Linked DNA regions of Homo sapiens: region 2 is linked to region 1. A link is an interaction called in ENCODE POLR2A ChIA-PET data of the cell type or tissue named here. Cell type or tissue: PC-9. All regions are shown on one strand. Each heading gives the region's core, and the rest is flanking DNA. Links, peaks and the distances in the headings are about the cores only.

The links. ChIA-PET counts read pairs that join two places held together with the same protein. Peaks named below come from ENCODE experiments on the same cell type or tissue, not always from the same donor. Only the 100,000 strongest peaks of a DNase experiment are listed, where the experiment ranks them.
Region 2: POLR2A ChIA-PET joins it to region 1 with 10 read pairs; 2 of 35 experiments call an interaction of 5 or more read pairs at or near these places.

Annotation. Positions count from the first base shown.
Region 1 is chr9:125,336,580-125,344,653 of GRCh38, forward strand. GAPVD1 (GTPase activating protein and VPS9 domains 1) reads left to right here. Exons shown (of 28, transcript NM_001282680.3): 16 at 439-516; 17 at 642-1,012; 18 at 4,598-4,685; 19 at 5,640-5,720. Among named protein-coding and RNA genes, the nearest start is that of GAPVD1, 79 kb to the left of the region's middle. In PC-9, for the core only: no CTCF peak of the experiment used is centred there; no DNase peak of the experiment used is centred there.
Region 2 is chr9:124,389,599-124,395,954 of GRCh38, forward strand. The region is part of intron 5 of PSMB7 (proteasome 20S subunit beta 7); the gene reads right to left. Among named protein-coding and RNA genes, the nearest start is that of PSMB7, 23 kb to the right of the region's middle. In PC-9, for the core only: CTCF peaks have their summits at 3,597 (motif pointing right), 3,803 and 5,272; DNase peaks (open chromatin) are centred at 2,923 and 3,423; H3K4me3 peaks cover 2,495 bases; H3K27ac peaks cover 4,422 bases.

The sequences.
Region 1 (8,074 bases), core at 1,649-6,648:
TCAAGCGGTCCTCCCTCCTTGGCCTCCCAAAGCACTGGGATTAAAGGCATGAGCCCCTACACCTGGCCTGCCCCCTATATTTTCAGGTGAGGGGAAGGCGAGGCTCAGGGAAGCTGTGACATTCTCAAAACATTGATGGTTTAGGTCTTCCGGCTTTGTTCTCTTTGCATGAACCATACTAGCATTTGGCCATTAGAAGTAACAGGCATGTAGATGCCAGACCACTTAAATGTAAAGAAAATCTGTGTATGAAGATACTCATAAAAACAGAAAATGAATTGGAAGTAATCATAATTTGATTTTTTTTTTCTGGTATGCCTCTCAAGTTCTAATGGATCAAAAAAGGAACCGTCAAAGAATACTTAAAACCCTTTAAACTGTGTTGAGACCGTCTGTCCTGCGTCCTGGCTTGGTCTCACAGTTTCCCTCCTGTTTTAGGTGCCCACCAGCTGACCTCTCCTCCTTCTCAGTCAGAGTCTCTGCTGGCCATGTTTGATCCACTGTCTTCACATGAAGGTAAACCAGTGAAATGAACTTTTTCACTTATGTCACAGACAGGAGGAGGAAACCAAATCCCCTTGTTAATGCCTTTGTTAGATATGTTGTGTCTCAGTTACAAAACTTTTTTTCCTGTGTTGCAGGGGCTTCTGCTGTGGTAAGGCCAAAGGTTCACTATGCTAGGCCATCGCATCCACCACCAGATCCCCCAATCCTGGAAGGAGCTGTGGGAGGAAATGAGGCCAGGTTGCCAAACTTTGGTTCCCATGTTTTAACTCCAGCTGAAATGGAGGCATTCAAGCAAAGGCATTCTTACCCTGAGAGACTAGTTCGAAGCAGGAGCTCTGATATAGTATCTTCTGTCCGGAGACCCATGAGTGACCCCAGCTGGAACCGGCGTCCAGGAAATGAAGAGCGAGAACTCCCTCCAGCTGCAGCCATTGGTGCTACTTCTTTGGTGGCTGCACCTCATTCATCATCTTCATCCCCGAGTAAGGACTCCTCAAGAGGAGAGGTATGGGACATAGGCCGTGAAAAAGAATTATGTTCTGCCTGCCTAGTTCTCTTGATATCTGAAATTAACATGGAATATATAAATCTAGGATTACAGATAGAGAGTAGTCATGATTAAAGATGATTTGTCAATCTATGGGCCCACAACCATAACCGCAGGAAACCTGTACAACTTTGGTTTTGTAGTGATACTATCTTGCATTTTTATGACACTTTTAGTTTCTCTAAGCAATTTTGTATCTGATTTTATTTAAACCTTACAATATCTTTCTGAGATGTTAGATGAGTTGTTTTTTGTTTTTTGAGATGGAGTCACACTCTGTTGCCCAGGCTAGAGTACAGTGGTGCAATCTTGGCTTACTGCTACCTCCGCCTCCCAGGTTCAAGCGATTCCTCTGCCTCAGCCTCCTGAGTAGGTGGGACTACAGGCATGCGCCACCACACCCGGCTAATTTTTTGCATTTTATTAGAGACGGGGTTTCACCATGTTGGCCAGGATGGTTTTGATCTCCTGACCTTGTGATCCGCCTGCCTTGGCCTCCCAGAGTTGCTGGGATTACAGGCATGAGCCACCGCACCTGGCCCCATGAGTATTTTTTATTTTAAACAATTTTAAAGTTACAAACAAGTTGGAAGTACAATAAAAGAACACTCCCTCCCCATTTGTGAGCAAGTTGCCAACCTGATGCTCCAGTACCCCTAAACACTTCAGTGTAAGTTTCCTACAAACAAGCAGATTCTCCTACACCTCATGGTACAGCCATCAGCTTCAGCAGATGAACATTGATACATTACTACCAGTTACTTATCACACCCCATTCATGTGTCCCAGTTGTCCCTGTAACATTTTTTATAGTAAAAAGGTTCTATTCAGAATCACAGACTGCTTTTAGTTGTCATGCCTTTTTAGTCTCCTTCAGTCTAGAACAGTTCCTCAGTTTTTTCTTGACTCATATGACCTGGACGCTCTTGAAATTTACAGGCCATTTGTTTTCTCGAATGTTCCTCAGGTTAGGTTGTTTGATGTTTTCTTGTGATTAGACTGAGGTTATTCATCTTTGGCAGGAATATCACTGAAATGACACTTTTTTTCATTGCACTTTGTCAGGTAGCACAGTTTTAATTTGTCCCATTTCTACAGTGTTCATTTGGATAATTTGAGGAAATGTTGTCTTCCAGGCTTTGCCACTGTAAAGTTACTCTTTTACCTTTATAATTAATAAGTATTTAGGGGGAGAGGGTACTTTAAAAATATGTAACTATCTGTTCTCCATCAAATTTTTAACTTACCTACTTATTATATCTGTGGTCTCATGGTTTTCTGTCTTTTAAAAAAATTTGTGTGTGTGTGTGTGTGTGTGTGTGTGTATATATATTTTTTGTTGTTGTTGTGGTTTGTTTGTTTGTTTTAGATAGGGTCTTGTTTTATCACCCATGCTGGAGTGCAGTGGTGCCAACACTGCTCATTGCAGCCTTAACCTCCCAGGCTCAGGCAATCCTCCCGCTTTGGCCTCCCAAGTAGTTGGGAGTATAGGCATGCACCACATGCCTGGCTAATTTTTTCGTTTGTTTGTTTTTGTAGAGATGGGGACTCACTGTGTTGCCCAGGTGCTTATCTTGAACTCTTGGGCTCAAACAGTCCTCCCACCCCAGCCTCCCAAGTGTTGGGATTACAGGCGTGAGCCACCCACAGTGCCTGGCCCAGTTTTCTGTCTTGGTTAGGGTTTGTCACTATTACTTATTTTGAAGCCCAGTTGTCCCTAATTGGGCCAATGAGAGCCCCTTCAGGCTGGCTCCTGAGTTCTTTTGATGCACTGCTACTATTCTTTGAGCATATCTTTACTTTCTGGCAAAAGATGTTATAGGCGGATACTGTACTTTGTCCTAGTTAGCTCTTTCTCGAAGTACCCTTATTTCTTTTAATGAAAAATGCTTTTTTGGAAATTGAGATCTGGATACAGTGTTTATTTGCTGTAGGAGTGTTGCTGCTCCCAGGACTACTCAGTGAATAGAGCTAGGGAGTGTGTGTGTTACACACACATTTACCTGTATATTTCATTTATCTACCTTTCTCCATAAATAAGACCATGAACTTACACTGACACATTCAATTCTAGTCCAAACACAACAGAGTTTGTTTCGTCTTTCTTCCTTTCCAAATTTGTAACTCATTTCTCCAACAGTGAGAAATCTACTTTCACTATTCTTCATGGGCATATTTATTCCATCAGTTCTCCTGTATGTATTCAATTTCTCATCCCCACTGTTAAGTTAACTCTTCCCTGGCACAGATGCCCTCATCTCTCTGCTAGGGTTCTGATAATTCTTTATCCCAGGTATGTAGATGAAAATGGAAATTAAGTGATTTGTCCATGGTCACATGATAGGCTATTAAAGGAATTACAGTCCCTGTCCTTTGGCCTGTTTTTTGTTTGTTTGTTTGTTTTTGAGATGGAGTCTCACTCTGTCGCCCAGGCTGGAGTGCAGTGGTGCGATCTCGGGTCACCGCAACCTCCACCTCCCGGGTTCAAGTGATTCTCCTGCCTCAGCCTCCCAAGTTGCTGGGATTATAGGCGAGCACCACCACGCCCGGCCAATTTTTGTATTTTTAGTAGAGATGAGGTTTCACCTTGTTGGCCGGGCTGTTCTTGAGCTCCTGACTTCAGGTGATCCACCCACCTCGGCCTTCCAAAGTGCTGGGATTACAGGCGTGAGCCACTGCATCCAGCTTCTTTGTCATGTGTTAATGATAACTTAATATAATTGGTGATCAAAACATGAACTTTAAAGTTGCTTAGGTCTAGGTTTGAGTCCTCAGCTGTGCCACATATAGGCTGTGTAACTTTGAGGAAGAGGGGGAGGTAACCTTTCTTTAGTCTCATATTTTTTATCGATAAAAAAGGCCGAATATAGGACCTATCTCTGAGGTTACTGTAAAGATTAAATGAGATTATACATATCCTTACTATGCTCAGCATTTGGCACATAGTACACATTTGGTTTTATTATTATTAATACTACTGCTACCATCTCTACTGCCCTTCTGGAGTTTATTTGTACTGCATTTACTTTTTTCATAAGTATTTATTGAGTGCCTAGTCTATACCAGGCTCTGTATTAAGGCTTCAGTTTATTAACAGTAATGAGATAGTGCCTGCCCTCAAGCAGATGACAGTGGTGCTGAAAAGGTAAACTACCGTGCTCCAAAAGTCACCTACGTGGCAATAAGAGTTGTGCCTTAAGGCAAACAAGACTGACTTTCTTATTTCACAAACTTACTTAAATCCTTTTTAGCCTGAGCAACATAGTAAGACCCTGTCCCTACAAAATAAAAATAAAAAATTAGCTGGGCATGGTGGTGTGTACACCTGTGGTCCTAGCTACTTGGGAGGCTGATACGGGGAGGATCGCTTGAGCCAGGGAAGTCGAGGCTGCAGTGAGCTGTGATTGTGCTACTGCACTCCAGCCTGGGCAACAGAATGAGATCCTATCTCAAAACAAAACAAAAACAAACAAAAAGAAATCCTTTTCTTAGTAATTTATCCTGCTATCCAACTCCAAATAAAGCCTCCAACTTTTTCTACAGACTGAAGAACGCAAAGATAGCGATGATGAGAAATCAGACAGGAACAGACCTTGGTGGAGAAAACGTTTTGTTTCAGCCATGCCTAAAGGTAATTTTATAAAATATTAGAACGCTGTATTAGCAATAAGAAGCAAAGCCCCAGAATCTCTTTCAGAGAGCCAATGTCTCAACTCCTCTGTAAGACTTGCTGGGCTTAAGTTTCTAGCTACTTTGAGGGTGTAGAAAGTGGTTCCACTCAGATGAATGCTAAGGCAGAGCTTTAGAAATGTTCTTGTTCTTTGCAGGAAGTGATAGTGGTTTCATAAATGGAAGTCATGCCTGTCACTATTGTTTAAATATCATATACCATTGAAGTTAAACATATAGAGGACTTCTGACATATATATTGCTATTAATTATTGCAGGAAAATGGGACGTTATTGGTAATTAAACATTGAAAACTCATCCTTTACATTCCTGGAATAAGTTGAAGCTTTTTATGTCTATGTTCATTGAGAATGTTTATACTGTAAATATCAGTGAGTGTTTATTTTGGAAGGTAGCTGTATAAAATTGTTTACTTTTTTGGTGAACAGCCTGGCATCATTTGAGTTGGCAAAAGCATCTCTTCCTGAAAGAAGAGAGCATCCAGGAGTAAAGCTAGAAACTTATTCCAAAGGCCTCTTCTCAGCACGGTGGCACTCAGGAACTCTGGGGAGAGCTGCTTTCACGCCATACTCAAGCGCTTGATGAGGAGGAGAGAATGAAGCTAGGAGTTTTGAATGTGTTTTTGAGCAGAGGTTAAGAGTCAGTGGTTTTGATTTTAGTCCCAATGGATTCCTGTTAAATTATTCTTCCTATGACAGATGACTCCGAAGCAGGTTCTGAAAGTTCCTTTAAAAACCTTCATTACTATTTTAAGGACAATTATCAGTCAACACTTGGAATTTCTTAGCTTTTAAACTTTTCAGCCTCCTTTCACTTAGAAATGTTGGCACACCAGTTAACTTCCGAGTAGTGCAGTATGTTATATGTCACACTACTGACTTTATTTAATTTCCAGCTCCTATACCATTTAGAAAGAAAGAAAAACAAGAAAAAGACAAAGATGATCTGGGGCCTGACAGATTCTCAACACTCACAGGTTTGTAGACCCATGGACTTCCTGGCTCCTTCATTCCCAGAGCACATATTTCATAACACTTTTTCTTGGGTGCCATAAGCGTTGCCTTTCTAGAAGAGTGTGTCTGTGTGTACAGTGGGGAGTATGTTCTTCATAGCTCTGTGGTTTCCAGTTGGTGGCCACAGTAAACCTGTGTGCTCTTCCTGCAGACTGCCACCACCATCATCATCCTCATTATCATAACTCCGTTTATGATGAGGCCCCTGATCCTGAGCCTCTAGGCATACCCTACAACTCAACATCTAGTGGGATGATGACACACAGTGCCTTTTAGGAAAGTGTGGTGACAGTTTTGGTGCTGTGCATGCTGTATCTTTGGATCATTGATTGAATAGTTTTCTCTAACATTGATCGTAGAATTCTACATTTATTTTCATCTACAGTTTGTTCTTGATTATTCAGGATCACAGTGAAATTCTGTTTTACCTAATCGTTTCCTTTTTTGTGATAAAGTGTTTGTTCAAACAGTATCATAAATGCCAACCATTATAATGAAAGTTTTAAAAACTTTACTAATTTTTTACAGCTTGAACCATTTTAACATTGCCATCTGACCCAAGGAAAATACAGCTGGGGGTTGGGTTTTTACCTGATTAAGCGTTTGTATTTCTGCAGCTGCTTTTTGGCACATTATGAATGAGCACCCTAAAAGGACAGTTTGAGAGTAGTGTTAATGACCCAGTCTTGGGTTTGATAGCTGTGTATTGTTTCCAGTGGCTATTATAGAGCATCTTGAGCAAGTTTGTTCAACCCACGGACCGCAGACCACAGGCAGCCCAAGACAGCAGGACAGCTTCGAATGCAGCCCAACACAAGTTCATAAACTTAAAACAGTATGAGATTTATGCAGGAACCCTTTTTTTTTTTTTTTAAGCTCATCAGCTATCATTAGTGTTAGTGTATTTTATGTGTGGCCCAAGACAATTCTTCTTCTTCCAGTGTGGCCCAGGGAAGCTAAAAGATTGAACACCCCTGGTCTAGAGGAAAGTTCATTTCTCACCTCTTTTTTTTGATTTTGAATTGTTTTCCTACTAAGTTAAAGTGAAAATTTTTTTCATTAAACAATTTTATTTAAAAATGGGATAGATAATAGGATAAGAACATCCTCATCAAAGAGTTCAGCATTACAGGTAGAATCCCATTTTAATGCCTATTATTCTAATGGTTGGTTCCATATATTTATATGTATTTCCATATCCTAGCATATAAGTCCTTGCTTTATTTGAAATGGTGATTTCCCCAGAATAAAGGGTTTTGAACAGCAGGAGATGTGCTTACAGGCCACAGTTCCCTGCTGAGAGCAGCTAAGCCTGTCCTATTCAATCAGTAAATACTTGTTGACCATGTGACTCATGCCAGGCACTGTGCTAAGTGTTGTGGGTATTAAGTCAAATCACACATGACTCTTCAGGACCTTCCAGTCTGATTGGGAAGAGCTGGAAAGACATTGTCCTTTTGGCAAAGTATTTCTGTATCCTTACGACATGTTCCTAATGTTAGAAGAACACTAGCGTTTACAAAGTGAATTACTCTTAATGACATCTCATGTTTTTAAAATGTTGAATCAACAATTCTGAAGAAGTTATAAATTATTATTATGGTTTGTTTGTTTGAAGGAGTTATATTTTACTTATCCTCTTTAGGCAATATATTTTTCTTGGTTCTTGATACTGGAACTAGAAGCTAAGTAGAGTAGAATAAGTCTTTTTCATAAAGTAATTTATTTTCTTTGGCTGTGATTCAAGCAGATTAGCTTCCTTACTGGTCCAGAAATTTCTACCCAGTCCTTATTAATGACTCATTGAAAGTTTTCATTAAACCAATTTAAAAATGTTATAGGAGGAAATTTCCTAGCAGTCTGTTCATAATTCTGTGACCCTAACTACTGTTCTTTTCCTGTTATCTCCTAATCTTTTTCCATATTTGTACGTGGCTTTTTCTTGACTGAATTAGATTATGCATGTGACTTTGTATTCTTCTTTTACCAAGTTATTTTATAAAACCTCCCCCAATTTTTAGACATAGTTGGGTTTTATATCATTTTTATTAGCTATAAAATAATCTGTCATGGTTTTACTGCAGTGTAAACGTTCTCTTACTAATGGCTATTTAAATTGTTCCCAATTTTTTATTATGAAAATATTACAGATTTATATAAATTGCATTTTTTGTTTAATTATTCTCTGGGGGTAAAATTTTTAAGAACAGTGTTAATAGAAATAAAGATTATAAGCAACATTGTGGCTCTCACTGTGTTTGGCCATAATGTATTGTATTGTCCCTTTTTCAGACCTCTCAACAGCACTGAAAAGTAA
Region 2 (6,356 bases), core at 1,357-6,356, 950 kb before region 1:
TGGAGAGACAGGGAGGCAGGGAGGACAAATGTCTCTTTCCCTTTCACCTGCAGGGCACTCCCCCATCCACTGCAGACACTCCACAGCTGCTCCAGCTAGGTCCTCATTCAAAGCTCCTCCTGCAACCAATGCCCTGTGGAGTCCTGGAAAGAGCACCTGGCCTGCTTCCCAGCTCTGTCAGGGCCGGACTCACCCACAGACCCTCTTGTCACCCACATCTGCTGCGCCCCAGGAGAAGGAGTCCCAAGCACCAGTTCCACAAGGACCACACCTCCAGCCAGTCTGTTACAATGAAACATCTTATAATAGCAGGCCCACTAGCTTATAAACAAAATTACTAGCTCCTTTAAGAATGTAAAATAAAAGCCCTGAAACTCCGAAAAATACATGCAACATGCAGAACATTAATAACTAAAAAGAGCTCACAGATAACTACATCAAGACTCCAAGAGAGAAGACAGTAGTTTACGAAAGAGAAAAGGTAGAGGCCTATATACATTAAGCAACACTGATCAAGTTCACTAGCAATCAAAGAAATATGAATTGAAGTAAAATAACTACCTTTTGCCTTTTTAATTAGCAAAGATTAAAAAGAATAATAGTGCTGACAAAGGTGTGATCAAATGGGTACTTTGACACACTTGGAGAAGCAGAAATGGATAGAACTCTTCTAATGGGCAATGTAGAAACATCGATTGGAAATCATACAGCTATACATACCCACCAAACCAGCAAATCTCTTAGGGACTTATTCTAAAGAAACACATGGACAAGTACCCAAGTCACGTATCTTAAAAGATCATTGTTTAGATTAAAGGGGAAAAAAAAAATACCTGGAAGTAAATGTAAAGGTTCAACAATCAGGAGCCAGGGAAAATAAACAATAAAATACTATACACACAGACATTAAACATGACAAAGTAGAAGTACATTTTTTTGGCAATGGGAAGAGATCCATGCTATAGTATTTAGTGGGGGAAAAACATGTTCTAAAGCAAAATTAACAGACATGCTTATGCACTATATATTATACAAACCTGGAAGCATATAAATCAAAATATTAAGCTTATTTCTGGGTGGTGCTATTTTCTTTTTACTTGTATTTTTAAATTTTTCTTCAAAGTGCAGGCATTAATAGCAATTTTTTAAGGTATAAAAAATTGAAGAAAATCCAACATTGTGAGGGGATGGAAAAAACAAGCAAAAGACCAAGACTTTGCTAGCTGTCACAGTCTCCGTGTAACAGCAGCAGCAGGCAGCTTATTCCTTACATTTGTATACAAGGGCCTAAAGGTCAATCCATGCATGAGTCAACAGACCCAAAGAACAACAGCAATCAATCATCACAAACAAATACACCATGTCTCTCCTGCCTAACGTCCTTAGGAGGGCTTCCTTAGGACCGTCTTAGAGGTACAATCATCTTAATAATGAAGTCCTCTGAGCGTTTCAGCATGGGGCTAGACCCCACTTATCCAGAAGTGTACTCTTGGCAAACACAGCACTGAACAAACTACAACAGATGCACACGGTACTTAAGAACTTTCACAGCACAGTCACATCAGTTTTGTTTGCTCTTCAGGCATGGCAAGTAGTAGTAGTCCCATTTTACAAAAGGAGAATAAAGCTCAAAGATAAGGAACGTGCCCAGATCACACAGCCAGTGATAAGCAAATCTGGGATTCTGAAGCCAGATCTTTCTGAATTTAAAGTGTGCGATGTTCTTTCCATTCCACCACGTTTGCCTCTTAAATAGCAAAGCCAAATGCTTGAAATCAAGATTAGCAAGTAAGCCTGGGAGATGGAGCTATCTTTTCTTAGCTCCCCACCCCAAAAAAGCATGCTTTCAAACTTGCTTCTTCTTTAGATTTCAGCTCGATTACCACACACATCTGGATATAGTTAATTTGTGTTGTTTTGCTTGGAAATTCAAATGAGACTGGAATTTAGTTAAATGTTTTAAATGATTAAACATATGCCATTCACTGTTTAGCAATGCCACTCAAGTATCTGTTATAACAGCATTTATTTTAAAATAGTCTCATTCAAAAAAAAAAAAAAACCTAAAATTAGTCTCCATTTTCTAAAACCTCTGAAGGTGTTTCGATCTTAGCTTACCAGGATTAGTAACTCACTTTGAAACTAACTTTTTCTGAGCGAACAATCCAATTCAGGATGAAATCTGAAATTTTACAATCTAGATATTGCTTTTACTTGTTCTGTACATTTAAATGTGTTATTTTTCTATGTCAGAGTTCACTAAAATACTCAACAAACTTAGCAATTCTATAATCTATGTTATTAGATATGCTAAAGAAACAGTAAAAGACTGAAATAATTTCCTAAAACCTGCTGCTTCTAAGTCAAAAGCTAGGAAGGACCTGAAAGGTAGAAATTTGCTTTTTCTAATAAGGTGCTCACTAACTCTCAAACTGGGGAAGGGGAAAACATTCATTGACGGTCTTAGGTCCTGGACCCTGAACTCAAGTACTGGGAGTATTTGGCCCTTTTACAGACAAGGAAATTGAGACTCAACTGGTTCCAAATAGTTTGCCCATGGCAAGAGTCAATGAGAAGCGGAGCCAAGCTTTAAACCTAGGTCCTATTCTGAAGCATGGGTTCTCAAGCTCATGCACCCTTCAGAAGGGCAACTTCCCACTCTTTCTTCAAACAACCCATTCCCAGGTGCCCACGCAGGAGCAGCAGGCTCTGGGAACACCAAGAGGCACAAGAGGTGGCCCGGCTCTGGCGCTCCCTAGCTGGGCATATCACTCCGAGCTCTGCAAAGCTGCCAAAGTTGCTCCAGGAGGCACAAGCAACTGCATCAAGCACAGCGTGAATGATGCAACCGGAAACCGAGGGGCACAGCAGCCCTACTGAACTAGGTTCCTTCCCCGCACAAGAGGGCAGGGGACAGGAGGTGCCTTCCTCAAAGGGTGGCTCTGAGGGTTACACAAGATGGCACGTGTAAAGCAAAATGCTGGGGACACTAAAAGTTCAAGAAAAGCTGGCTGATGAAATTCCTCTCCGACAAGCTCCTGGTCCTCCAGGCAGCTATTTTATACAATCACTCTCAGCAAGTCCCAGGGTTGGCAGCTTTCATGGAAATAGAGGTCTTCAGAATTTCTTTCTCAAAGTCATGAAGTTATGAGAGGCAGCAGGAAATGGATTTCTACTGCTTTTCCCCAAATCAATTTAACCAGATCGTCTCAGGAAAAAAAGCTGCTCCTTCTGCTAAAGAGCGGTCCATTTTAAGCAGCCAAGGACCTGTTTGCCACCATGGCCTGCCAAGGTGTAAGATGTATGCGGCGATAACAGAGTCACACACAGGACTTTCTAATCCATCAGTGTCAGCTCTCCCTGACAGAGCGCTTACTCACACTTGCTCATTGTTAGTCAACTGGCCACTCATCCTGGGTAAAATTTGGTGCTTTCCACAGACCCACAGACTGGGATCATTTTTCACTCCATTCCTGCCTCCAAGGCCTCATCTCCTAGTACTGGTGCTTGCTCTGGAGGCCAACAATGCCAATGTGTGCAGAGCTGATTGATGAATATAAAATAAGGCGGGCACCAGGGGACCATATCCAGCCACTAGAGAGCAGTGGAGCACCTCTCACTGCTCGGTAAAACAGACGCAGGCTTTAAATGGTTTAATTGTATGCATGCATTTCATTATAAGTCCTGGCCAAAAGCTTCCCGGCGAGGCAAGCCAAGCAATCAGACAATCTTGCATCGCTTGCTGAAATCCAGATTTGTCCTTTGTCAGCATAAACAGTTTAATTTGATGTTTTCACTCCTGAGTAAGCACTGAGTATTACATTTAAACCCCTCATGAGGGAGAAGAATGCTTCCTTTTCATCAGCAAATGTACCTCAATGTCAAAGTCTACCTTTTATTCCCAATGAATTTAAAAAAGTATTCCATTTAATTTGCTAAAAATATTTGTAAGGCATCCAACAATTTCACTCAAAAGCTAATTCCTCAAAAAACGGAGTTCCTTTTCTAAATGTAATATAGTCAAAGAGGAGTTACATTTTACCCTAATAATTTAAAACACCACTTGAAGGGAAAAGGGATTTTTCTTATAATTGCAACTGCAACATCTCATTGACCTGACAGGTTATAAACACTTATTCTTCAGAAAAGACTAACAATCACGGCATCAGGGCCTAAAATGTGAGAGGTTTTATTTCATTAATGCATTTTAATGAAATGTCACAAGATATGGAGAGAGAACATTTTTTCCTTAAAACATAGGTGTCACCTACCCCTGTTTAGAGGACAAAATGGAGGACGAAAATGACCCTAAAATGCACCTATCTTAATCAGTCCCCTGCACCACGAGGCCACACCGGGAAACCGAAGCTGAGTGCAAGGCATACACCCTGCCCTGCTGCCGCAGGAACGCAGGGCAGTGGGAGCTGGCAAGTCTCTTAAAGGTCCCCTTTACTCAGGTCCATATTTCAAAATAACTTCCCAAACTTCAGGGCATTCCACTTTAATTGATGGACTAGACAGTATTATTTTCATTGTATGGATGGAAGAAGCTAAAGTTCACAGAAAGGAAGGAGGCTACCCAAAGTCATGCAGCCAGGAATGGCAGCATGGGTACATGAACTCAGATCTGGTTAACAGCAAATCCCTCATTCTGTGAACTACACAGTGAAAAGCCTTCTGATGGCTAAGATGACTTTCCACGTAGTCTGACCAATGAGGAAGTAAAAGGCATCAAGCACTAGGTCATAAGCATATAAAGGCACTTTCCTTTAGCAGGGGCGACTCTGGTCCAATTCTGAAACAAGAGCAGATAAAGATGAGCTGGTTAACCTCACTCTCTCTCAGTGGGGTTTAAAGCAAAGAACTTTAAACTGAGCATTTCCTTTAACTGTTCTGAAAAGTGCTCTGGCAAGGGCTTTTACTTGGTTGTAGGCTGAGGACAATTCAAATCAGGAGACTTTGTGGTAAAATGTCAGAGCAGGGAAAAAAGGAGGAAGAGCACCCATACATTAATTCAATACCTCACCATTTTGTCTATAAAAGGTGTTTAATATTTTTTTACACAGAATCAAGAACAAAATCCAATCTAATTAGAATAAATTAAGAACTGGCAAGGGCTGACTATATTACATTTCCTGTAACAATATGAATTTTAGAAGTAAGTATTTTCTCATTTCCTGATATCACGGCACCATCTATTGGCTTAGTACCACCTTTGCAGCAACCAAGAAACAAGATGCATTCATTCAACTTTCACGGGCTTTTGGTTCCCAGCTGTTTTATTCCTGGCACTCCACCGCAACATAATTTTAAGATATAAAATCCATTCACTGCACATTTTAAATCTTCTAAAATGCATCTTATATTAATCAAAGCAGGAAAAAGTGCCAGAGAAATCTTGACACAGAGAGCTACACACAGAAAAATGTATTGACACTAAAACTATCAAAATACTATGCACCAAACATCTACTACATGCTACATACAAAAGACTTTTATGTTTGGTATCTCACTTCATGCTCACACATGAAGTAAGCATTACAGAAGAAATCAATGTTCACAGTCAAACAGCTAAATGAATGTTAGACTTAAGATATGAACCCAGGCTAAGCATAGTGGCTCATGCCTATAATCCCAGCACTCTGGGAAGCCAAGGCAGGAGGATCACTTAAGACCAGAAGTTCCAGACCAGCCCGAAAAACACAGTGAGACCCCGTCTCTACCAAAAAAAGAAAGAAATTAAAAAAAAAAAAATCAGTAGTGGTGTGCCCATAGTCCCAACTACTTGGGAGGCAGAGGTAGGAGGATCACTTGAGCTCAGGAGTTTGAGGGTACAATGAGCTATAATCACACCACTGCATTTCAGCCTGGCGACAGAGCAAGACCCCGCCCCTAAAAAATAAAAACAAATAAGTTAATTATTATTTTTTAAAAAGATCTGAACCCTATTTGACTTCAAAAACCAGTTTTCATGCAGCCACACTGCCTCAAAAAATGGCCAAAAGCAACATATCCACATAAAAAGCACACAGTGATGTACAGAGCGTGCACACATAAAACGCGACGCTTCAGCACCCCAATAACCCTGTGACCTTCCCAAGTCAAAAAAAGTAGCTTCATTTTAGAAATAGGGGTTATGAGGTTCCAGAGGTTAGGTGACTAGGCTCTCTGGTCAAGCAGAGCTGGGACCAAAGCAAGGGCTTCCACCTCTTTTTCTAGAATCCTAAGTGATACTTCATTCAGGGGTTTTCAGAAAAGGCAGTCACTGGCTGTGTGGACAAAGCTCCTGCTGGAATAGGGTCTCCTACACCAGCACAGCTCCTCCCTTGCCCAGCCCCTGGCCCACGGAGAGCAGG